Regions from separate parts of the Mus musculus genome. Here regions 1 and 3 are each linked to region 2. A link is a loop called in an ENCODE intact Hi-C map of the cell type or tissue named here. Cell type or tissue: left cerebral cortex. All regions are shown on one strand. Links, peaks and the distances in the headings refer to the core of each region. The heading gives the core; the rest is flanking DNA.

The links. Hi-C counts contacts between places; a loop is a spot of excess contacts. Peaks named below come from ENCODE experiments on the same cell type or tissue, not always from the same donor. Only the 100,000 strongest peaks of a DNase experiment are listed, where the experiment ranks them.
Region 1: it touches region 2 in a loop (9-fold over the local background); 8 of 42 quality-filtered maps call a loop at or near these places.
Region 3: a loop joins it to region 2, with 4 times the contacts of the local background. A loop is called at or near these places in 3 of 42 quality-filtered maps.

Annotation. Positions count from the first base shown.
Region 1 is chr2:96,582,367-96,590,282 of GRCm38, reverse strand. The region is part of intron 2 of Lrrc4c (leucine rich repeat containing 4C); the gene reads right to left. Among named protein-coding and RNA genes, the nearest start is that of Lrrc4c, 270 kb to the right of the region's middle. In left cerebral cortex, for the core only: CTCF peaks have their summits at 4,452 and 6,184 (motif pointing right); DNase peaks (open chromatin) are centred at 3,252, 3,820 and 4,418; H3K4me3 peaks cover 311 bases; H3K27ac peaks cover 2,199 bases.
Region 2 is chr2:97,462,353-97,470,268 of GRCm38, reverse strand. It overlaps Lrrc4c (leucine rich repeat containing 4C), which reads right to left. Exons shown (of 9, transcript NM_001363047.1): 6 at 1,849-2,129. Among named protein-coding and RNA genes, the nearest start is that of Gm22313, 230 kb to the right of the region's middle. In left cerebral cortex, for the core only: a CTCF peak has its summit at 3,953 (motif pointing left); DNase peaks (open chromatin) are centred at 2,888, 3,030, 3,889, 4,323 and 2 more places; H3K4me3 peaks cover 2,983 bases; H3K27ac peaks cover 2,968 bases.
Region 3 is chr2:96,333,600-96,341,515 of GRCm38, reverse strand. The region is part of intron 1 of Lrrc4c (leucine rich repeat containing 4C); the gene reads right to left. Among named protein-coding and RNA genes, the nearest start is that of Lrrc4c, 19 kb to the right of the region's middle. In left cerebral cortex, for the core only: a CTCF peak has its summit at 3,967 (motif pointing left); DNase peaks (open chromatin) are centred at 3,963 and 6,734; H3K27ac peaks cover 850 bases.

The sequences.
Region 1 (7,916 bases), core at 1,864-6,863, 880 kb after region 2:
TTGTCTCTTCTACCTATACATAGACTCTGGAGATCACCTCAGGCCTTAAGGCTTACCCATTAAGTCAACCTTTACTACTGAGCTTTCTCTCAAGTCTCCAAGGCACATGTCATAAAAGCATATGACAGGTGCAAACGATGAAGTAGAGATCACTAAAGATATGCTGCACATGAAATATAGGAGATTCAAATTCCATTCCTGAAAATATTCAACAACACAAGCTGTGTGTTGGTGAACACTTGACTCAAAGCTTAAGTAATAGAAATTGCTCACGATGCTAAATTTTTGGATATAGATGTGGAATGAAAGGGCAAGGACTAACATCTCTGAATCAATGGCCTGACTATCCATCTCTGTCATGGCCCATCATCTGCCTGTAGGTCTCACTTTGGACAGTCTGATAGAAAGATGAATGAATGTATACGCTAAAACAAAGATGGATAGTTGGTTAAATGGGCAGGTATATAGATTGGTGGATACACACACACACACACACACATGCCCACAATATTTTGGTGATTCTGCAAGGTTTCCTTTTCACTTATAACCCATATTTATCAGGTTTGGAGATAAAGGCCATCAATACCAGGCTCCACCAAGACATCAAATCATATATTATTGTAGACAGAAAACTAAATGTCTGATGAAGGTTTTCATTCTTTGTGTAATATCATACTTATCTTTGAAACTTTTGATGTGCAATTTTGCTTTCAACTTGAAATTCCCTCTGTGATTTACTGGACTAAACTATAAGAAGTGGACTCTTGGTCAAAAGCAAGAAAAGTCGTATATAACAGTTCCGGTTTTCTGGAACAGGAAGTTGATACTGCACCTTCATCAAGTCCTAGTGTTGTAGTAAATAAAGTAAAGCCTTTTGCTGTTGTCTGACAGTGAAATAAGCCTGGGATGTCTACACACAGAAGCGTCCTTCATGGGCACAACATAAGACAACACTATTTTAGAAAATAAGCTTTTTAGCAGATAAAGCTCAGATTCGGATCTTTCTATTTCTAAAAGGCCCCTAAAGGAGTGGATCTTGATACCTATCCTGACATTCGGGAGGGCAGCCTTATCATTTTATTGGGCTCTGCAATCTGACTGGTGCTGTGCTAAATAAATAAATAACTGTCAGGAAATAACAAGAAAGGAAAATCTACCTGCCTGTCCTCTATGTCATTGCGCTTCGTTCTTGAGAGAATTTGCAGGTGTGAAATTATTTTTCAGCAAGTAGCTGAGCACTGAACAGCACCTGTTTGAAGGAGACCGGAAAAGCCTCCCTAAACTCTTTTCCAGCAAAACCAAAACTGAGATAGGGATCGCTTTCTTTTGATTCCCATAGGATGCCTTTGCATCATAAACAGATATTCCTTCTGACTCATACACCTAGGAAGTGCTGGATGCCACCCAGCTGTCCGTTGTTTGCTTAGTATCTTTCAAGGCACTGCCCCTCAAGACAGACGATGACACACATGTTTTTTAACAGGAACACTCAGGAGGTTTTAGAGGTGTATTATCATGTATAGAGGAAAATAACAACATAAACATTGCAGGTTAGTGGGTAAGCAAATAATCGACAATCAATGCAAATAAACATCTCATCTAAGTGCCGATTGACCAGGAAGTGTTTAGCATCCATAAACTGATATCAGTGGCAGTAAAAATCTACCCACTCTATCACAACTCGCTACCATCACCTTCATCTTGAACTCAATACCAAACACTAACATATCTCACTGAGACTGGAGTAGAAACTTTATGGGTATAAAACAGATATATGGCATTTAATGTACTCCTTATTTTAAAGACCATCATAATTTGATGATATGCTCTTGGATCCCAACATTTAAATAATAACAGATAATTTTGGGAAGGAACAATTCCACAGAATTTTGAAACAATAAAGTTATATTATTTTATGTCTTATTTCTTAGCTATTGTTTGACCTTAACCATCAAATATTTGCAAGTTTTACATGTATAAATTGTTTATAACTTTATTTAAACAATAGTGTGTTACAACCTATGATTTTTATGAATAAGCATTGCAGGTACTAAGCCTGAAAGAATAATTCTGGTATAATATCATCTTTTCAGGAAGTGAGAAGTCAGAAAGTATTTAAATATCTATTATTTCTGTTATTAAAAACAAGACTTTTCAGTACTTAGGAAAAAATGTCAATAAACTAGAGTTGGATCTAAAGAGCAGTTATTTCAAGGAGGTGGTGACATGCAGGTTTGAGAAGCTAAGAACAAATTCAAGTCTATAAAAAGGAAGCATAACACCTAGGTTCCCTGTGTACGATAACACTTAGAAAAAGCAAGTGGCAAAGAGAAGGTGTGAGTGAGAAGCCTGGGATGCAAAAGCAGCACCCACCAGTGGTCTTGGGAAAAGAGAATTTCCGCGGGGGCATTTCACTAAATACACGAGCTGCGTGAGTATTAGTGGTGAGCAAGCTTTTATTAATATACAGGAAGACTCCGAAATAATGCAGAGATCATTACGGAGCTCAGATGTTACAGGATTATAAAGGGAAAGCCGGTCTCTTGGATATTCTACATTCACTGGAAAATTGAAAAGACTGAAGAAAAAAAGACTCTAAAACTTGGTTTTAACTGTTTTAGTGATTTCATCTCCAGTCACTCTTTCTTTTCCTTAAAAAAAAAAAAAAAAAAGCTAGTGGGCATGTGTAATGAAGAATTTACCATTAATAACTCATCATGCTCAATAATTGTTGCATGAGCGTGGGTTTTATGTCCTTTCATGGCTCTAATCATGTAATGCTATATTATTTTAAAACATACTTTTAATTATGTATGTGTGGGTGTTAATTTATACATATGAATATGTGTGTGGTGAGGCCCACACATGTCACAGGTGTCAGATGCCCTCTGATCCATAGTTGTAAGTGGTTGTGAGATGCCTGGTTCTAGGACAAGAATCCAGATCCTCTGAAAAGCAATATATGCTCTTATTCTCTGAGCTCTCTCTCCATACTCTCTATATTATTGATTTTTACAGTAATATAAAAGATGACTACTTTATTTACCATGTATTCTAAAACTGAGTGATTTCTTACAAGCAGTGGGAGAAAAGATAGTTGCTCTTGGATTTGTTCAGTAGTTCAATTTCATCTTCAAAAGCCTCTGGTATTTCCATAGACTCCACATGCTCAGCTTTACACAACATTTTTGCTAACCATCAGATCGTGGGTGTGCTGTCCTGGCACATATGGCATAATACCTCAAATCAGGAATTATCTGTATATTTAAATGTTTCTTTCTTAAACTTGGACCATAAAGCGTTAGCCTTCCTCGTGTCTCTTTGCCTAGAACTGTATTATATATCAATGCATGGTATTGAACTGACTTAATGAAGAGCTGGTGATTGTACTCACCACAGAGAGAGCTGAGCTGTGCTAACATGATCAAAATGGGCTGAGAAAGGCTCTCAGTGACGAGTAGTTTTGGTCATAAAATAATTCCACTTCTAGATTACAGATTTACAAGGCAATTAAATGGAGCAAAAGTTGATATGAAGATGCAAAGATGGATAAGACCGTGTAGGCTATATTAATTAGCTTAGATTTTATTGTGAACCTTTTGGATATTTCTTCTGTATACAATTTTGATTGCTGCCTGTGCTAGAGTAATTCCGTCAGATTATTTAACATAATGGTCAAATTCTTTAATTTTACATCTTCTCTTCCTACACAGCTCCATCCTTTGCCTATAATACCCCAGCCATGCTAACCTTCCTATAAGGAATTGTTCCAGTGACATTCTACAAGAGATCCAAGCACTGCAGTTTTGCATTAGTGGTATTTCCTCTATGCAAACAAGGGCACCAAGCTTATGGTTTACTCTGTCTCAGAATCAAGACCTTAACTATAAAGTTACTTCTTAATTTACAGTTTCTAGGGAGATTTTATAAAATTTATGTATTCTTTCTTACTCAAGTGATATACTCATTTTAAAGATGTAAAGATGAATGAATCAAACCTTTACTACATGCTCAAAATTACATAGTGAGTCTGCACCTCCTTGCTTTCGGTGCTTTTTATCTCTACTGAAGGTTACAGGGCCTAAGCAAACCTAGTTGTCAACTTGCATGTAAACTCTAAGTGTTTCGTGACAGAGAATGAAGAAGGTTCTGGGGGATACTGACAAAAAGAATCTGCCCACAAATGCTGACCCCCTTTAAATTGTATTTCTCCTCTTCAAAACTCCCTTCCTGTGAGGCTCATGCTGGGGTGAAAAGTTTAAATGCTGTAAACACCCATGAGACAAAAAAGAAAGGTTCCAAAGATTTGACATATGCAGTGTAAAAGTCTCTATTTAAGGAAGCAGCACGGTGGCAGAAAGGAACAGAGAGGTTGTCTGTTCTCACTTAAAGCCAGTCAGAGCCTGCAAGTTCCCAAAACCAGTCCCAACCTGACACCTAGTGGTGACTGAAGAATTAACCCTTCAAGTCCTGCTGGCGTTATTGAGTCTCCAAGTTCATCCTCGGTGATTCCAATTGCGTTTTTGGAAAGGAGTTCATTAATTTCACAGGGAAAATCAATTACACACAAAAGCTCCTTACAGGAAAGTGCTAACTCCATAGTTTTGAAGATGCTACCCAACCTCGTTTCCACAGCCCTCATGTGTAAATTGTTTCTTCCTCGGAATCTATGAAGAATGTTCTCCACCCTCATCTAACATCAGCCTATTTACAAATTCAAAGATCTGAAGCCCTTCCCTTCCTCTTCTAAATAATAATTTTGCATCTTTAATAAGTGCGATAAACCATCTCAGGAGATTATATTACTCTGAAAGATTTTGGCACTGGCAAAATTTCACAAAAAAGTTAATTATTCAGAAGTGTTTATTTAAAAAAAACGCTGATTTCTTTAGCTTTTATGTATTACGTGGGTTTTCTTTTTTCACTATTGCTTAGGTTTTTCTCTGTACCCCAAAATAATCAAACACACACATAAGCACATGCATATATATGTATATGTATAAGTCCACACACCCTGAGAAAAACAATCAAGTTTTTATATTCAGCCTGGTAGGAGCCTTTCCAGACAAGTTTTTCAGCAACACATTCTTATTCCCTTCCTTGGAAATAGTTCTTGTCCTACTTGACACATTAACTTTTTACTGAGTATAGATTATTTAAATACTCTCTGTCTCCTTAATAATCATGTAGTCATCATATATAAGTTGGTGAATGGATGGAGAGATTTAAAATCCTGTGTTTAAAAATGAAGTGATGTCAAAAATGATTATGCAGATATTGGATTAACCTTTTCTGTCTATAAAAAAAAATTAAAAGAATTGCAGAAATGTTTTGACTTTCCAACTCTAAATTTCCATTCCTATAACACTAGTTCTACTTCATCAATTAATTAGAAAAAGAATTCAGTTGCCCTCCCCCAAGTTTACCTATGCACCTTAGAGAAATTTGCACTCTCTGTATAATTAATTCCATTCTTCCTTCTACCAAGTTTTGAAAATGAGCTTCTAAAATTGCCATTTTATGATTAAGGCAAGTGACATTCTGTGAGTTGTTAATCATATAACTGGGAATCCTAAAGCTATGGGAACGTGCTTTCAGCCATGGTGGTAATCTTTACAGGAATGTCTCTGAAGCTGGAGAAAGATGAAGTGGAAATTCCATGCAATAGTGAGGCTATGCCAGTGCCTGGCAAATACAGAAGTGAATGCTCACAGTCATCTATTGGATGAAACACAGGGCCACCAATGGAGGAGCTAGAGAAAGTACCTGAGGAGCTGAAGGGTTCTGCAACCCTATAGGAGGAAAAACAATATGAACTAACCAGTACCCCCAGAGCTCATTTCTCTAGATGCACATGTAGCAGAAGATGGCCTAGTCGGCCATTAATGGGAGGAGAGGCCCTTGGTCTTGCGAAGATTATATGCCCTAGTACAGGGGAATGCCAGGGCCAGGAAGCAGGAGTGGGTTGGTTGGGGAGCAGGGTGGGGGGAGGGTATAGGGGACTTTCAGGATAGTATTTGAAATGTAAATGAAGAAAATATCTAATAAAAAAGAAAAGAAGCTATAAAAGAGAGATCTACTTAATATTAAAGTGATTGTCTAGGAAACGCGTATATGTGCAAAAATTCAACTAACACAGGGTTGATAAGATATAGGAGCTGCATTTGTGTAATGCCTGATCAGTAGAGGGCAGTGCATTGCAATTGTGCTCTTCTTTTTGATTTCCTGGGCTGTAGCCATCATGGAGGATCTATTGCTTCAAAGACCCCTTAAACTCACTTCATTCTCAGTGGTTCACTATTCCTTTTGCTTTATTTTCCATGAAGATGGAATTTACATAGAAATGTGGATAATGAAAATAAGGGGTCCATGGCCCTTACCTTTCATCCTAAATATGGCATCGTTTTGATGACCCATTACCAAAAATTCTACCATGATATAGAACATACATCCTATAGTTTTTGAAAATCTCACTTTAGGAACTAAGTGGAAGGCAGTTGCTTTGGTCATAACATTCCAACACCGGCAAAGTTAGATGCAGAATTATAATTACAACCCTGGAATCTTGCTGAGAGATGCACAAAAAGCCCCTTTGAAGGTATTGGCTTTAGATAAGTAGCATTAAAAATTAAAGTGGAAGTCTTTACTTTGATAAATGCAAATAGTTCTATATTCAACAGGCCAGACAAAGAAAGCCAATGCACATAAAGGGATGACTACTGATCAAGCGGATGCTATCACTATACAACATAATATGCCAGGTTGCCTTGTGACATGATTGGGTAAATTTATATGCCAAATTTAACCTCTATTGTTTCAGCTTCCCCATCCACTGCATTAAGCATTCAAGGTACCAATGTTTATGTTGGCTAATATTTATTACAATGATACCTGTAATAAAGTTAGCCATCAAAGGGCTAGTGCCAATATAGCCGATGACATATCTGTGTACACAATATTCCCAGTTGGTAATGCTTGCCCTTCAAGACAACCTGTGGGAGGATGTCATGTGAAGAAATCACTGACAGGAAGAAGGCATTTGCCAGGCATGCCATTCCCACTCTGGATGTGAAACTGCCACGCACAATTGTTATATCAGGATGAGGCTTCACATTCCTCGTTCGTTGAGATGATAGGATGACAAAATTAAATAGGACTTCGTCATATCATGTTTTTGAGTGTCCAGCTGGTGGAGGCAGAAAAAGCAATTTCAGTAAGACAACGGCTGCCACTGAGAACAGATTTTGGAAGAAAGTATTCTCCAGGCCTTCTAGAAATAGATAGGCTGTGATGCAGATGACCAGGAACTACGATTATCCTCCTATCTATTTTATTTTTGAAGGAAAAAAGACATGATGCAAGGTAGAGGTGTTCCTGGTAAATGCCAGCCTGGTTAACCAGCTTGCCAAAACAAGTGTTGGTTTAGACTTGTTACAATCTCGTGTTTTCAACACTTAACCCCAGGGAGACAGAGTGACTATGGCAGAAAGTATTTGATACCAGAATCCTTAACTAAGCAGCTTCCAGCAGCTATGCACAGACCCAACTAACAATCCAAGAGTTGACTGTCAGAAGCAAGACCTGAAAAGACACACACTTCCTCTTCTGAATGGTGGCAGTTCTCAGACTCCTGGCTTCAGAAGACTTGACAGTGATTCTTTTCTTTCCTCATGGAATCCAGATTCCACAGTGAATGGCATTCTCCACATGTCAGTGAAACATGTCTACACAGACCTCCATCTTCTGGCTTAATTTCTCTTAGTGGTGCAAAAAGTATACTAAAAACCTTTTATGTTGTAAGAGGATCTCTCTCTTGCCTTATTCGTTTCTTCATATTATGTCACTGAACACCTACTGTGTGTTACATACTGTGAAAGATAATATGAACAATTCAGGAAATACTTACACCTTTAAGT
Region 2 (7,916 bases), core at 1,349-6,348:
TAAGGAATAACAAGAAGGATAAGAACAGATGATGGGAGCGAAAGAACAGACATAGATGCTGTTAGCAGAGTGTTTCTGGTTTCTATTATCACCTCTCTAATATAAATCTAACTCCACAGATCCTTAATGACTCTCTAGAGTCTACCACTCAGAGCAATAAACGTGCCCAGCACTAACAGGGCACTCAGGAGGCAGCTGCCTTCTATCTCCTTTGGGATATTTCAGACTTGTGGATCTTCTGGGATTTAAATATTTTAAAGCCAGAGTTTTGTGAACCATGAGACAGACAGAGAGAGGATAAGAGGGAGAGAGGATAAGAGGGAGAGGGGATAAGAGGGAGAGGGGAGGGGAGGGGAGGGGAGGGGAGGGGAGGGGAGGGGAGGGGAGGAGAGGAGAGGAGAGGAGAGGAGAGGAGAGGAGAGGAGAGGAGAGGAGAGGAGAGGAGAGGAGAGGAGAGGAGAGGAGAGGAGAGGAGAGGGATGTTGGCACTTAGAAATCTTGTTGTCTACACTGACAGAAGTTTACTTCATCATCTCTAGATCACTGTGCCTTTCTCTCCCAAATAAAAATGGCAGCTGTGAGCCTCATATATGTGCCAGATTTCTTCCTAGTTTGGATTCAAAACTTGTCTGCTTCTCTGAGGCTTGTGTGAGTCATCTGTCTCAGACTTGTTTGGTCATTAACCAAGGAATTATGGTTTCTCTCCTGGCCTCAGTTTCTTCTTTGCTTAGCCTGTGTGATATAGTTCTAAAGTTACCTGACAGTTCATGGTTCTAATCGAAGCCTCCAGAGAGAGGTGGGTGTCATAGGTGGGGGTGAAAGCATTTCTGTATCGCAGACAAGCTCTAAGACTCTGACAGAGGTGGAGGAGGGGGAGGTGATCCTGTAGGTCCCAGCCTCTCAAATCACATGCAACATTCTCTTTTATTTAATTATTATTTACTTTTGTTTGTTGGTTTGTTTGTCTTCATTGACTTCTTTCTTTCAAAGCAAACTTGGTCCATGATAAGCTTTGGTACTCAACACACAAATTGTTCTTTGGTATTCCTTTCTAAGTTACCGCAGGACGGTAAATGTCTGCCTTTTCTCTCAAAAGCTGTATCTTAGTGGTGTTTGGAGGGTTCCTCACAAAGCCTATGCTAAATATTCAGGTCCTTTACAATCTGAGTGCCACTTCTCTGAAAACCAAGGGAGTCTGAAGTTACAAGGGGTGGGGTGAATGGGTCCTCCTTGTTTCAGTCACAGTTTCATCACTGAAGCCCCCAGGGATGCAAAGACCACATTTAGACAAGGGAGTGCAGGAAGCGCTCTACCACTTCCTCTGCCACCGCACAATTCCCTGTTATGAATTAGCCAGAAGCCATCCTTCACCTGCTTGAGTATCTTAGTTTTGTGTTAATACTTCTGTTGATCTGCAGTGTCGGGTTGGATAATGAAATTTAAATTGGGCCCCTTCGATTTCCAATAGCCAACATTTGTGCTGCTAACTCTGGGGTTTCCTGGTAACTTAAATGCATTCTAGAGTGTCAATCACTAGCATCCGCACCCCACACTGCAGCAGCTTTCATGGAGAGCTTTTTTTTTCTTTCCTTCTTCTCCATACTGAACACTTGCAAAGGCATTTGCGTAGAATGCAGACAACCTGCATCATTATAGCAGTCCAGCTTATCAGTGAGCACAGCTTGATGGAACAACTGCGTGGGCCACCCTGTCCCTCATTTTCTTGTTCCCAATAGCCGGGTCCTTGAAAAAACCACAGTGAGGGGGGAGGGGGAAAGAAAGAGAACCAGAACACTAAATTAATGAACAATTTCTGCCCTGATAAATAAGAAAATTAGGATCACTCACTGTATTTCAGCACAGCTACATCCCGAGGGAAATCCAGGTGGTTAAGAACAAGAAAGAATGCACGGTCTTGACACCAAAAGAAAACGAGAAAGAAAACACACAAAAAAGGAGGTTGGTGAAGAAAAAAAAATCCAACTGCAATTATCCTTCAATTTTAGTCAACACGGGCACTGATCCAAGGGTCCTCTGCTGATTTCTTTCCCAATCAATGCTTCCTTCTTCCACGGTCAACTTTTCTTCAGTGGGATTTCTTTGCAGATGTATTATTAATTTCCTCTCCTCTTGTGGGAAATTCCAAAAGAAAAAAAAATATATATATATCAGGTCTTTACTTTTCTAAAAAAAGCCCCAAACTTTTCATTCCAAAAATATCTCCTTGGCGTACTTTCTCTTTTACAGAGAAAAATGAGCACACTTTTTCTTTGTGGATCCTCAGTTCTTCATTTCCAAACATCCTTGGGGGAGGGGGACAGCTATTTTATGATTATTTATGTCAGAATACACCAAACCCCGCAGGTCTGACATCAGCTTATTTCATTTTTCCCCCCAATGCTCTCCGTGTGGCCATATACACATTTATGTTACGATCCAGGTCTCACAAGAAAAAGCTTCATTCTTTCTTCTCTCTGGCACCATCACCTTATCCTCTGCGTTCTGCTCCAAGAGAGAGCTGCGTCCCGTATCCTTCATTTTAGCAAGGCACCCAAAAGCCACCTCCTCCGGGGGTTAAAAAAAAGGAAAGAAAAAAAAAAAGAAAAAGAAAAGGAAAAAAAGAAAGAAAAGAAAAGAAAGAAAGAAAGAAGAACAAAAAAGTCTTGTCTTTACATCCTCGATTCCTTTCCCCAGCTTTCCCTTCGGAGAATTTAGGGATCAACTGCCCCCACCGGCTACCCTTCCGGCCGGCCCCTTCGTCAAAGATCTGATTAGATTTCTCATCACAACCCAGTGCGCAATTGGATTTTTGATTTCAGCCACCCAGCCACCTTCCCCCCTCGCCCCTCCAAACTCCCTGTTAGATCCCGTCGCCTTCCCTCCACCGCCTCTGCGATTTCATAATCTCACGTTAAATGGAGTGCGGGGGGCAGGGGCGGGGGAGGGGGCGGAGGTAGAGGAGGAAAATTTCAAGGCTCCGTCAGCTGTCAAGAACAAACCCGTTCCGCCCCCGGTCAGCTACTTTTTTTTTTTTTTTTTAAGGCTCTGGGTGGCTTTCACTGGGTCCCCTCCCCCACTCCCAGCACTGGGTACAGGTCCTCCAGGTATAGCTGAACTGGGCGATCAGGGCAGGGATCACCGGAGAGACGCTCGATGCGGTCCCTCGCCAGCGGCCCCTGCCAGCACTGGTGTCCCCTTCTCCATCATCCAGCAGTAGATCTCGAGTCCCCAAGGTTGTGGAAGTTCAGGCTAGGCTTTTATTTCAAGCAGGGAAAACAAAGTGAAGGGGCTGACGTGGTGTTAGGTAATTTTAAAAAGGAAAAAAAAATATTCAAAAAATATATTTAAAGAAAAAAGGGGGGGGGGTAACGAAACAGGAATGAAGAGGGTTAAAAAAAATTCTCTAATCACTGGCTCCTCTCATCCTTCTGGAATGAAACTGCAGCTTTGATCTCATTTCCAGCTGCGTTGGGGACGGTCTGGAGCCACAAGTTGATTCCTCTGTGCGCAGCCGTTCCCGACGCCCGCTGGTCCTCCTGGAGGAGATTCGTCCTCGGGCGCGCAGCTGCTCTGCGCCGGTCTCAGTGCCATAGTCCCGGCTCCCCTTCCATCCACTTCGCGGTGAACTCTCTCCCTCTCCTCTCTCTTCTCTCTTCCCAGATAAATGAAAGCGCTCACTGAGCGGTTGGCAGCGTCTGCCAGTCTAGACTTTCCACCAATGCCAGGTCCTGTTACTTAGGGTCCTGACTCCCCAAAGCGTTCCAGGACTGCAGTCCCTTCCCCTCCTCTGGCCCTCTTTCTTGCCCCTTTCCCTTTCCCTTTCTCCGCTAGAGATCAGTAAAATACAATTACCCAATTACCTCCCATCATCTTAGCAGTGATTGGTCAATTGCATTAACACTTGAAGTCAGGGAAAAAGGGATTGGAACCACTGAGGTGTAGCACTGCTGCCACCTGGAGGGGAGAGTCGGAAAAACGCCGTTTTAAAGCAGCCCCTCAGCGTCCGAGGCTTGTAATCAGAAAAAGCAATTCAGGCTGTGTGGGAGTTGTCAATTTTATTTTTATTTTTTATTTTTTTTAAAGCTTGCTGGTTTTCATCCCGAAAGCTGAGAGTTTTAAGGTACAAAAGAGAATATATTGAAATCAATTCACCACTTGATTTAAAAATTATCAACAAACACTAAGCTTTTCCTTTCAGATTGATGGTAGGAGCCTCTCTGGGAAGTCCAGCACGCTGGTCCCAAGGTAGGGATTAAGACTGCTCTCCTTTGGAGAATTGGTTTTTCAGGAGGAATCCAGGGTAGGTCAGGAGCTGCCAGGGAGGGAAAGCTTGGGGGAGCAGGGTAATCTCTCCAGGAGGAAACAAGTGTAAAGGCTAGATAGGAGCCTTCAGTCTAGGCAGTGTTGCAGTAAATTGGCCTGTTCAGTTTGTACAAGACATTCGGGACAGCTTGACAACTCAATTCCAGCATCCCTCGCTCCTGAATGTGGGCTTTTCCATCACCCCGTGTTAGAAGAGCACTTGGCAAATTTCACCTCTACTGCCTTTCCTAAGAAGCGGGGACCATAGAACAATGATAAAATAGTTACATATTTTGACATTTTTCTCTGGTATATAATTATCACAAAACTCTTTCCATTAGCTACAGTCAGTCATTTTTAAGTCTCCCAAGCATATTTGAGATATGAGGTCAAATGAAATTTAAAGTGATGATTATAAATATTAGCGACTGTGCCTGTTGAAAGTGAAGGTAAATAAATATTTTTGTTTCATTTCTCCTAGGGCCTTTTTTTATGGTGTATTTGGTCATCTGATTTGTGTGTGTGTGTGTGTGTGTGTGTGTGTGTGTGTGTGTGTGTGTGTGTGTTTGTGGTTTTGTTTTATAACATTCCAAATATCAGATACCACTCTTGGCTCAAACAGAGTGTGCAAATGTTTAAAAAAAATTATGGCTGGGAAATAAGATAAGAGCTTTTGTGTTACTACAGGGATATCAAAGGCCTATCCAAGTTCATGACAAATGTTCTTTTCCCTTTTATATTATATGCAAACCCCTATATATTTAGTTCTTTGGAGTTCAAAAATGTATATCTATACATTTCTTTGAAGGCGAAGGAGAAGCGGTAATATGGATTTCAGATGTCATCACCTGCAAGGGAAAATACCCTCGTCGCAGATTCAGCTTCATTTGCTTATGGTTTCTCAATAGGTTTGTGAGAGCATTGATGTAGTTGTTACACATGTACAATGTGAATTTGTGAAGGAGTTAATGCTTTTATATTTAAAAAGATGTTACATGGCCTGATTCACAAACACTAGTAAGCCACTGGTTATAACGTCAGTTTGTGTTGGTCAAGCATCATTTACTCACTGGGGAAACATTGGAAAATTCTTTCCCTAGATGCTCTGGATGGGTTCAGAGAAGTTGCCCCCCCCCCATTTTTAAAAGTAAATTGAAAGGTATTAGGAATTCTTTTTAGGGAAATAGACAGCATAGGGAAGATCAACAGTATGGTAATTCAAACCGAGGTATACCAGCTGTTACTAGACACCTTTATCACCCTTCAGAGTTAAGTATTCTCTTGAGTGACATAAAAGGAAGGAATGATGCTAAGTAGAGAATCAAGGAAGATGTCCTAGTTCTGCTTAGTGTCTCATTGCCTATCTACAGTACCAAAGTTGCCTATTTGCTCTACACGACACTGAACTGGTCATCTGATATTCATATTTGCATTCATAGTCAATTATTAATCACGCTTCTGTATGATGTTTTGCAGCCTCTTTTATGCATCACTTTATTTAATATTCAAACAGCTGAACGATTTTGAAGGCAGGCAAAGTGAAATGTCATGATATACTTGGTAAATGACAGCCAAATATTGAACCCAGATCCAGTCAATTTCACTTCTTCTAATTTCCCATGAATTCAAGTTTCCGGTCACACAGAGAGCAGCCTGTCATATAGAAAACAGTCATGAACACACTGGCTCTTATTATCAGTGTGGTTCCCCGGAGGAGAGTTTGTAGTTCTGTAGAGATGGCACTGTTTTATACTGCTGGGTGGTCTTCGTTAAAGTGAACCGAAATAAAGACTCAGCAAGGGAACGCTCCTAAAAGCACACATGCAAACTTAGTTGAGACACACAAGTGTTTATATATAAATCCATCAGGGATGTCAGTTATGCTTAATAGATACATGGGTTTAAGATCCTTCATAAGCTGTCTTTTAGAAGAAATAATTGCTTAGTAAATAAGGCCTTCCATCCTCATGCTTCCAGCGCATCAGCTGTTCTGTTCAAAGCCCTGTCTAGAAATGAAGGTCACTGCAGTGAGACAACTTGGGCAGAGGGAAGGTGATGTCCCCAAGGTGGTTTTTCTTCTATAGATACACAGAAGTCCACATTTTGATCTTCTGATGTTAAGATCAAATAAACTTGTCATATTATTTCTCTCTGGGTTGGTGACTCTGAGCTGGTATAATCTTTAGCAAACAGCAGGGGACAGCATCTTGTAATCAGAAACACAAACCAGTAAATAGCATGAATTCAGTAACTTTGTTTAAAAATAAAGAAAATAAAAAGACTGTGTATATCATGTTGCTCACTAGATTTAAGGAGTGATTTTCCACAACTATAGGCAATTTTGTCAGTGCACAGTATATATTTTTAGGTCTAAGTCATTATTTTATGGAACAAAACCTGAGAGTTCTCTCTTTTAGTCTCAAATATATTATAAACAGAGAATAATCATATCAAGCTTGCCTCTGTAATTCACACAAGCTGATATAAATTAAGCCTATTAAATTAACTTAAAATTTACTTTAATATTAAATGCTATATTGTTATGGTCATATGTGCTGTTAGGCAATATAACACAGACAGTGCCTCAGGACCAGAAGGCATCTCAACAAGCGTATATTCTTAGATTCTAGTAATACAGATGAGGATACTAAAGTGCAAGTATATATGAAGACAGCTGTTTATTTCCAATACATTCCTTTGATGATGGAAACTCCAAAATGCAGCATTTACCCCATCTAGATTTACTGCTTGTTCTCTCTTGGATTTTAATATTTGTCTCAGTTTTTTATCTTGCCTGTACAGTCCAGTGTACATTCCCATGTTACAGTCATTTGATGCATCCCAACAAAGAGGGGATTTAATAATCTCCTATTACTGCCTGTCATTATGGAAGACATCACTAATTCCCATTCACCCCATCTACCTGGCAATGTGAAAATATCTCCTTTAGCTGTCTTTCCTCATCTTTATGGACCTGACTGGGGTTGCTTGATAGGCTCCTGCTACTCTTGTTGTTTGTTTGTTTGTTTATTATACTTCTCTTTAGTATTAGTTTGGGAATGGAAAAGCAAATGAGAAAGAATGAAGAAGGGAATGATAAAGGGAAAAAATCAGACCACAGTGTCTGATACTTTGCTACTTAATATATCCTTATTGATTTGATAAATGAACTGCCCACTTGTTTGAATGAAAAAAATCAATAGATAGTTCTACTAATTTAATGATAATTCATGGAACTAGGGTGGTGCCTTAGTCAGCAAAGTGCATGCTGCAGAATTTCTAGTACCTGAATGTCATCTCCATGAAAAGCACTGTGTACTCATCTCTAATCCCAGAACTGGGAAGACAGAGATAAGAAATCTCTGGAGCTCTCTGAGTGGCCACTATGGTCAAGTTAGTGAACTAAGGTTCAGTGAGAATCAATGTCTAACAAAACAAGTGAGAAAGAGACCGATAAAGACACTTCTTGCATCTCTTTATGTATGCAGATATGTACATGTATGCTCATATGAATACACATCCAACACACACAAATGTTATAAGTTATTATATAATGTTACAAGAATATTGAAACAAGGTAGGTGGAAAGACCTGAAGGCAAGAAGGGACCATTA
Region 3 (7,916 bases), core at 1,864-6,863, 1.1 Mb after region 2:
ATTCCATACCATGTAGATAAGTGTATTGTTCATCACTTTTGAGTAAATTTTTAACAAGAGTAGACACATGGGCAAAGAAAACTTAAAATGAAATGTGTCTTTAGAATAGGTAAAGTCTACTGTTTTATTCTTGGTGGTTTTGATAGTGATATTGATGAAGATAATGATGGTAGTGTTGGTAGTGGTGATGACAATAAGGTGGATGTTGATGGTTACTCTGATGGTAGCGATTGTGCTGGAGGTAATGATAGTGATGACCATAATGCTAATGGTAGTGATGGTGGTGATGATGATGGTGATGGTCATAGTAATGGTGATTTTTGGTGCTGATGGCATTGGTAGTGTTGATGATGATAATGGTGGTAGTGATAGGGAATGTTGTGGTAGTCAGGATGATGATGGTGACTGTGAGGATGATTATGGTAGTGGCAGTTGTGCTGCTTCTCTTGCTACCACTGCTGCTATTAGAAGAGAAATTACCTTGAAATTCCATGAAAATTCAATGGACAACTTGAGTGCCCTTTTGCATACGTTCAAGTGTTAGTTTTGTCATAATGGTAGATAATAACATTCCTTCATCAAGACAAATGGCATAGCAGAGCAGGGCAATGGTGTGTTTTACTTTTTTCTCTCTTTCTTTTCCTCTTTCATAACTATTCATAACACAATAGGAAACTGTATATGAAATATAGTACTAGAGTGCCAAATATAGTGTATACATTATCACATACTTGCTGAAGCCTATACTGAAGCCTAAGGAATTAAATAATCCTCACAGCCCATAAAGCTGAAATTCATGCAGCACTGAGTACCGCAGGGAAGAATGTGAACAATGCGCACAGAACCAGGCGGTCTTATAGGGACACCACTGATGTTCAGTACATCTTTTACTTTATTAAGCCATGAACATCTTTCATGTAATTGGGTGGTCCAAGTAGAAGAGGAAAATGTATGCAAATAGAAAATTGCATGATCAGATAGGACTCTGGGACAAAGGTTTTGTGAAGTTACCTGGCATCAGTACAGCTTGAAGCAAAGCCTAGAAATCCTGATGAGTCTCTGATTTGTAGGAACAATGAATATGTGCTTGAGCTGTTATCCTGTAGCCCAAGTTCAGGGCATCGCTGCGGCACTTGAGAAATGTAACGAGAGTGTAGGTACAGTAATGAGGAAGCAGAAAGTTTTAATAAGCCTCTCAAATGAGGTATAGAGAGGAAATACATACATGCATACATACATACATACATACATACATACATACATACATACATATTATATATTGTACTACATGTATACACATACACACACATACTTATACATATACACATGCACATATTTGGCTATAAAAATGAAATTACATCACAGAAATGAAAAAAAGATGCAAATAAAAATTGTCTCACTAAATAAATAATTCAGACTTGACTTGAAAATATGTACCTCACATGTTTTGCTTTGTTTGTAATTGGATATTTTCTTTGTTTACATTCCAAATGTTATCACCTTTCCCTGTTTCCCTACCTCCCAGAACACCCTTTCACATCCTCCCTCCCCCTGCTTCTATGAGGGTGTTCCCTCATTGAGGTGTTGCAAACCCCTTCAACTCCTTCAGTCCCTTCTCTAACTCCTCTATTAGGGACCCCATGCACAGTCCAATGGTTGGCTGCTAACACATGCCTCTGTGTTTGTAAGGCTCTGGCAGGGCCTCTCAGGAGACAGCCATACCAGGCTCCTTTCAGCATGCACTTCTTGGTATCCACAATAGTGTCTGGGTTTGTGGAATTTATTTATAAATTATATAAAGATACTTAAGTATTTTTTGTATATTTGACAGAAAGAAAGAAGCAGTTTTCTAGGCAATGAATGAAAGTAATAGAAGAGGGAACTTAAGCATAGAAGGGAAATAGCCATGAGGAGATCTGTAAATGTCCTTATGAGTTCTTGCACTATTTGTCATGGTTAAACATGAATAATAAGAAATAAAATGTTGCAACTAAAAAACTCTTCTGATTTACCTAACATTCTGAAGGCAACAGACCTAAGAAATCAAAAGGCCTCTTGAGAGTTTCGATGGAAGAAAAAGGGAGGCTTAAAGTAATGGTACTGTTACTCTGGCTAAACTGGCCAATGACGATGTTTAGGAAATATGCAGTGAGAGAGAATCAATCACACCAAATAAAGCAACCCCAGTACCATTCAAAAATTTCCTAAGAAGCTAGTGATCCAGGGAGCGCCGAGCTAAACTCTCTGGGTTCAAGTCTGATTTTCTAGATACTAACAAGTTTTTTAACCTTTCTGTGCCTCAGATCCCAGCAACGGTAATAAGGTTGGATGTGAAGAGTAAATGATTTATTTATTGCAAAGGTCAAAGAACAGCAGCTGGTATATAAAAGGCACTTAATAAATGCAAGCTATTGTTTTAAAGATACAGTCCCTTATAATTTACAACTCATAGTAAGATCTGTAATTGTTAGTTATTATCACCCATTTTTAAACCACTCAGAATTGAAAATGCCATGCTTCTCTGTTTCTTCTTTGATTCTCGGAAATAACATGAGCTAGTAAACCTTTGTAGGCATTTTTTTGTCACATTCAAGTGGCTAAAAAGTAAATTCAGACAGCTGAGTGCCAATTCCTTACAGCTATTGTTCTTGCCCTCAGGAAATAACTGCACCTCAGTTTAAGGAGATCAGCATGATCTACTGAACTACTGACCAAATACACTGGAAGTGACTGTTAAAAATCACAACAAACAGCCAGTGTTGTATCCTCTTATCCATTGGGAGTCTGTAACCATTTGAGATGGATGGAAATTGAGTTCAATTTTGTTTTACTCTTTGTAGAAAGAATATAATTATGACTTAATTCCAAAATGTTTACAGATAGTCTGAGTACAGCACTATTTTCTAAAAATTATGATTTTCATGTGAGTGCAAATCATTAAGAACATTTACTTACTCTTTCCTCTCAACTTGTTTTTACATGACTACTACCATATGTATGATTCATATAAAGCAAAGATAGAAGCTGGTGGATACTGTCAGAGTTTAAGGATCTATTCTCATGCTTTCCTTGGCTGATCTGAAAATGTATTGTCATACACATAGGCATTGCTTAATAATGTTAAGAGCAAACAAAATTATTTTTAAAATTTAAATATCTCCATTCATAACAATTCTAAGTATGAAATCATATTAATTGATTTGTACTTTAATAACAATTTATCTTAACCTTCCTTTTTACATTTCTACTGTGCAAGTGGATTGTTCTCTCATCCGGTAACATTCCAACAAAAGCATTTCCTAATAACTTGTGATGTAGGCTGCTTTGTAAGCATTAAGTTAAAAACAAACAGTTTCCAATATAGGCTCTTGGTCTTTACTCAGGTAAAGTTACATTTGAGAGAGAAAATAGAAAAAAATAAATAAAAGAATGAAAATGTGAGAAAGGACTATGAAGAACAACAGGTCCCCAAACCAAGGGACATTGGGGAAGCTGTGTCCAGAGATCTTAGAACAATTCTACCCATAGTTACCATGCCTCATTTTGAACACTAAGCATCATCTCTTATTTTCATGTGCATATTCTGATAGATTGTTTCTATATCTCTCTCTCTCTCTCTCTCTCTCTCTCTCTCTCTCTCTCTCTCTCTCTCTCTCTGTGTGTGTGTGTGTGTGTGTGTGTGTGTGTGTAAGTATATGCATATTCACTTGTACAAGACCAATTGAAATGGAACTTTCACACTCACAGATTCTCCTGGGTACGGATGAACCTAAGTGTTTATATTAAGTTGCACAATCATATAAACATAGTCAAACAGCGTGTCTAGAGCCACCTACTTAGGTTATTGTAGAGAAGGCTTACTGTAGCAATGGTATCTGGGGTTTGGGGATTGCAGTGAGGTTCATCTTCACTGAAGTGGTTGACCATGTGTCTGATTTGGCCTAGCATGTGATCACAGAGACATCTAGTGGTCAGCTTCAGGAGAACATTATACAAAAAATAATACAGAAGAGTCCTTTCCACAGAGGCTCTAGTCCATGAAGTGGTACCCAGTGAGAAAAGATGGGTTGAAATGATCTATCTTGATTAAGTGGTATGATTCTTTTGTTCAGGCAGTTGGCAAACTTTGGGAGGAAAAAAAAGTAATAATTTTTTTAAAAATGTTAAGAAGTTATATTAGGTATGTTTTCAGTATTTTTGATCTACTGAAAAGAAGGCGATCTGAAGTGCTGACCATTGCCAAGAGGACTCCTCATCAAAATTTCTCATTTCATAAATGACAACATTAAGCATAAAAACTTTAGTATATGGTTTCCAATAACATTTTCTTAAAAGGTGACATAGTGTATTGCTCTACCAGGTCTTTTTTCTATTGTGATAGAACACATTGACCAAAGCAACTTGTGGAGATTGTCTCATGCTACAGGTGCATCAGCTACGGAACTCAGGGCAGAAACCTGGGATCAGGAACAAAAGCATAGGCTATAAAGGAATGCTGCTTGCTAACTTGCTCCTCATAGCTTGTTCAGTTTGTTTTCTTATACAACTCAGGACCACCTGCCCAGGGGTGGCAAGACATACAAATGGCTAGACAATTCCACATCAAATATTAATGAAGAAAATGCCCTGCAGACTTGACTACAGTCCAGTCTTATGGAGGCATTTTCTCAGTTAAACTTCCCTCTTCCAGGGAATGTGTAAATGTGTGTCAAATTGACAAAAACCAATCAGGACACTTATTCACACTGTGGAATGAAACTGATGACAGGAGTGAGCCAGAGAAACACTTGATGGAATATTTAAAGCAACATTTTTCTTTTAAGCAGGGCATAGAAGTATAATACACTTATAGTCTCAGTTACTCGGGAGGGGGGGGGGCTAGGCTTAAGGAGGGAAATAGCTGGGTCCTATGTTTTTGTAAGAAAAGAAAAAGAATGGCATTATAACAGGGGTGCTACTCTCGTAGAGCTGTAGCAACATCAGACATGACCTGACTTTTAATTAATAAAATGGGACTGTTACATCAAAGTTCCAAGAAAACACATGGCTTGGAAGCTAACCTAAAACAATTTTAAAAACAGTTTACAAAATAGACAAAGAAATAAAGATAAAAGCAAAGAAAACGTGGGGGGAAATACACACTGAAGACACACATGCACTCGTCCTATCCCCACCCAAACACAGGCACATAAACAGATACACTCCTCTCCATCCCTTATAAAATGCTGTCCCCATGGCCAATGTTATGCAGATGAGGTTTAAAATTAAATCCTTTTGCTTCATTGCAATCTCATTCCAAAATACAGAAAGCAAATCCAGAACGGAGACCTTTTTAGTCTCTGTGATGGAGGAGGGGTAAATAAATAAACCCTACTATCTGCATGATGTACTTCAAAGCATCGTAGTATTCTGTGTCCCACTCAACCTGGACATTTCATAAGTAGTGGGACATATCAGCTGTTTCTTAGGATGTTATATAAGTGGTTGAAGGGATGGTTATATTGTATCTCCAACTCTCCAATATATATCCCGATAGTTTAATAATACCAATAATAAATATCCTGATATGACCAAATAATGCCACAATTTCTCAATGACAGCATTAAGGTAAATGTTTAGAGAGTAACAAAAGGTAAAAAGTAAATGTTATGAAAATCAGTGAATTTGGGAAATTATACCCTGAAATTACTTAATAGAAATTATTTAATTATGAATTCTATATCCATTTATTATTTAATAATTTGAAGTACAAGTTTTAGGGGGAAATGTTACCCTCAATCATGTGTAACCTTTTTTCTCTCTTGAAATGCTGTCACTCTGATTTCTCTGTAATTTCCATGATAGGTTTAGATTAAAACCACTGATTTTGAAAGAAGAAAAATAATTTGAATTGTAAATCTGGCTTTTATGTATTTTTTTAATTGTTCTTAGTATCCCATAATTCTACATGTTTAGATCCTCATTTAAAAGCAGACCCATTCCATGTGTTACCCTTGCCATTGAATGTACTAAATAAATGGCTGATGAATGGCCTTTAAGAGAGTTTCTCTGCATGGGTTATCATAGGTCCACCGTGGTTATTCAATAATAACCCATGGGCCTGTAACTGTCTTTGCTCTTATCCTATAAATGTACATTCACAAGCCTCTTCTCTCATCCCAGATTGCTCAGTGAGCATATCAAGACTCACAAGTTATTGTTACAGAATATCTCATCAATCTCCTCCATTGTGGGAGACGTCTTACCTGAAGAAAGCAGAATTCCCACTGCTGTTGGGAATAAAGAAAATGCATAAGGAATGGAAGTCAGTTTAATAGACTTCTCTGAGGATTTTACTTTCAAAGGAAATCAATGAGACTAAAGATCTTCACTGCCTCCTACATTTATGTAAGACCACCTCTGATTTTAAGTAATATATATATATATAAAACATAGGGGAGGAGTCCATGATCATGAGTTATATAAATATAAGACTTCATTATTATTCTGATGTGCCGAAAGGCATTCTTACCATCTATGTCCTGGTAGTTCCTATTCTAAGGAGATTGGAAAGATCATTCATCCTGAGGAAGTTAGACTTCCTGCTTGGAAAGGACACAAGGGAATTTCTGCAGCCGGTATTAAAGGAAGGATGTGGGGCAGCTTGAAGACTGCAGATCTGCTCAGCTGCGGCTCAGTGAGCAGCTGCTAATGCAGCATTCATATCATGCTGGCTCAGCTAAGAATACTCTTTCTATTCTTGCCTGCTCTTTGTTTTGTTTTGTTTTGTTTTGAGGCTGAGGTGTTAGGAAAAGAAGCAGTATCTGAATGCATTTCATAGCCATCCTGCATTCTATAAACCACTGGATCCTCTCAGCCACCCTCAGCAATGCAGAGGCTACCTGGTCTTCCCGGAGAGCTGCTGGTGTCTGAAAAGACTCTGGAAATTAAAAGTCCACAGGGTTTGTGTTCTTGGGTGTTCATTCAGACTCAGCTATTGATGCTGCCCCTTAGTACAATGTCAATTACTAAAAGTAATGGAGAGCATATCGAACTAAAAAATGTTTTGATCTAATATAATATGTTTGCATACTGGTTGTTGTACATGCAATACAACATGTGTATTTGAACAATATCAACATGTCCCTACAATCATATTTTATGAAAATGTGAATGCTGTTACCAGGGACAAATGGTCACATATTCCACTATTAAAGAGAGTGAGCAGACCTCTAAGAGTATGATAAGAGGTTGGTTTCCCAACTTGAATTTGTAATTCAACTGTGATTAAAGCATCCAGTTGCATGCTTTCCATGCCTCATTTAAGATGAGTAAATACCCCAAACCTGTATTCCTAAGGGACTTCTGTCATAAAGCAAGATTTCATTTGTATACACTCGTGTATGAATCATGTGAGTGTTGACTAATAAGCACATTCCCATCCACAGTACAACTGTTATTTAAGTCGCTGTTGACACATAGCTTTCATGGGGCAGTATTAATTTGCTAAGTCTTAACTGATGTTCCATGAAAGAGTCTTCCATAGTTGAATAAATTTGAAAAACATTGAATTGGATCAAAGTAAACCTAGATGTTTCACAGAAGACTTCCAAAATTCTTCAAATATTATTCTTTGCATACTATTTGAAAGAAAGAAAAATTAGTATGAGACATTTTACAGGCCTATGTGATCCAACAAGATCTTATTCCTTGGATATATGGTTGCCTTTGATTTTTGAAGTATATTAGATGCTTTTTCATGGCAATTGTGTAAGATATATATATACATAATTTTAAAGAAGCCAAGACAGGGAGGCCCCGTTGTATATTTCTTTTTATTATAGTTCTTTTAGCCGGTCTGCAATTCCTATTGCTTTTAAATCATTCAAGAAAACAAGCAAGCAAACAAACAAACAAACTAGAATTTACTGTTAAAC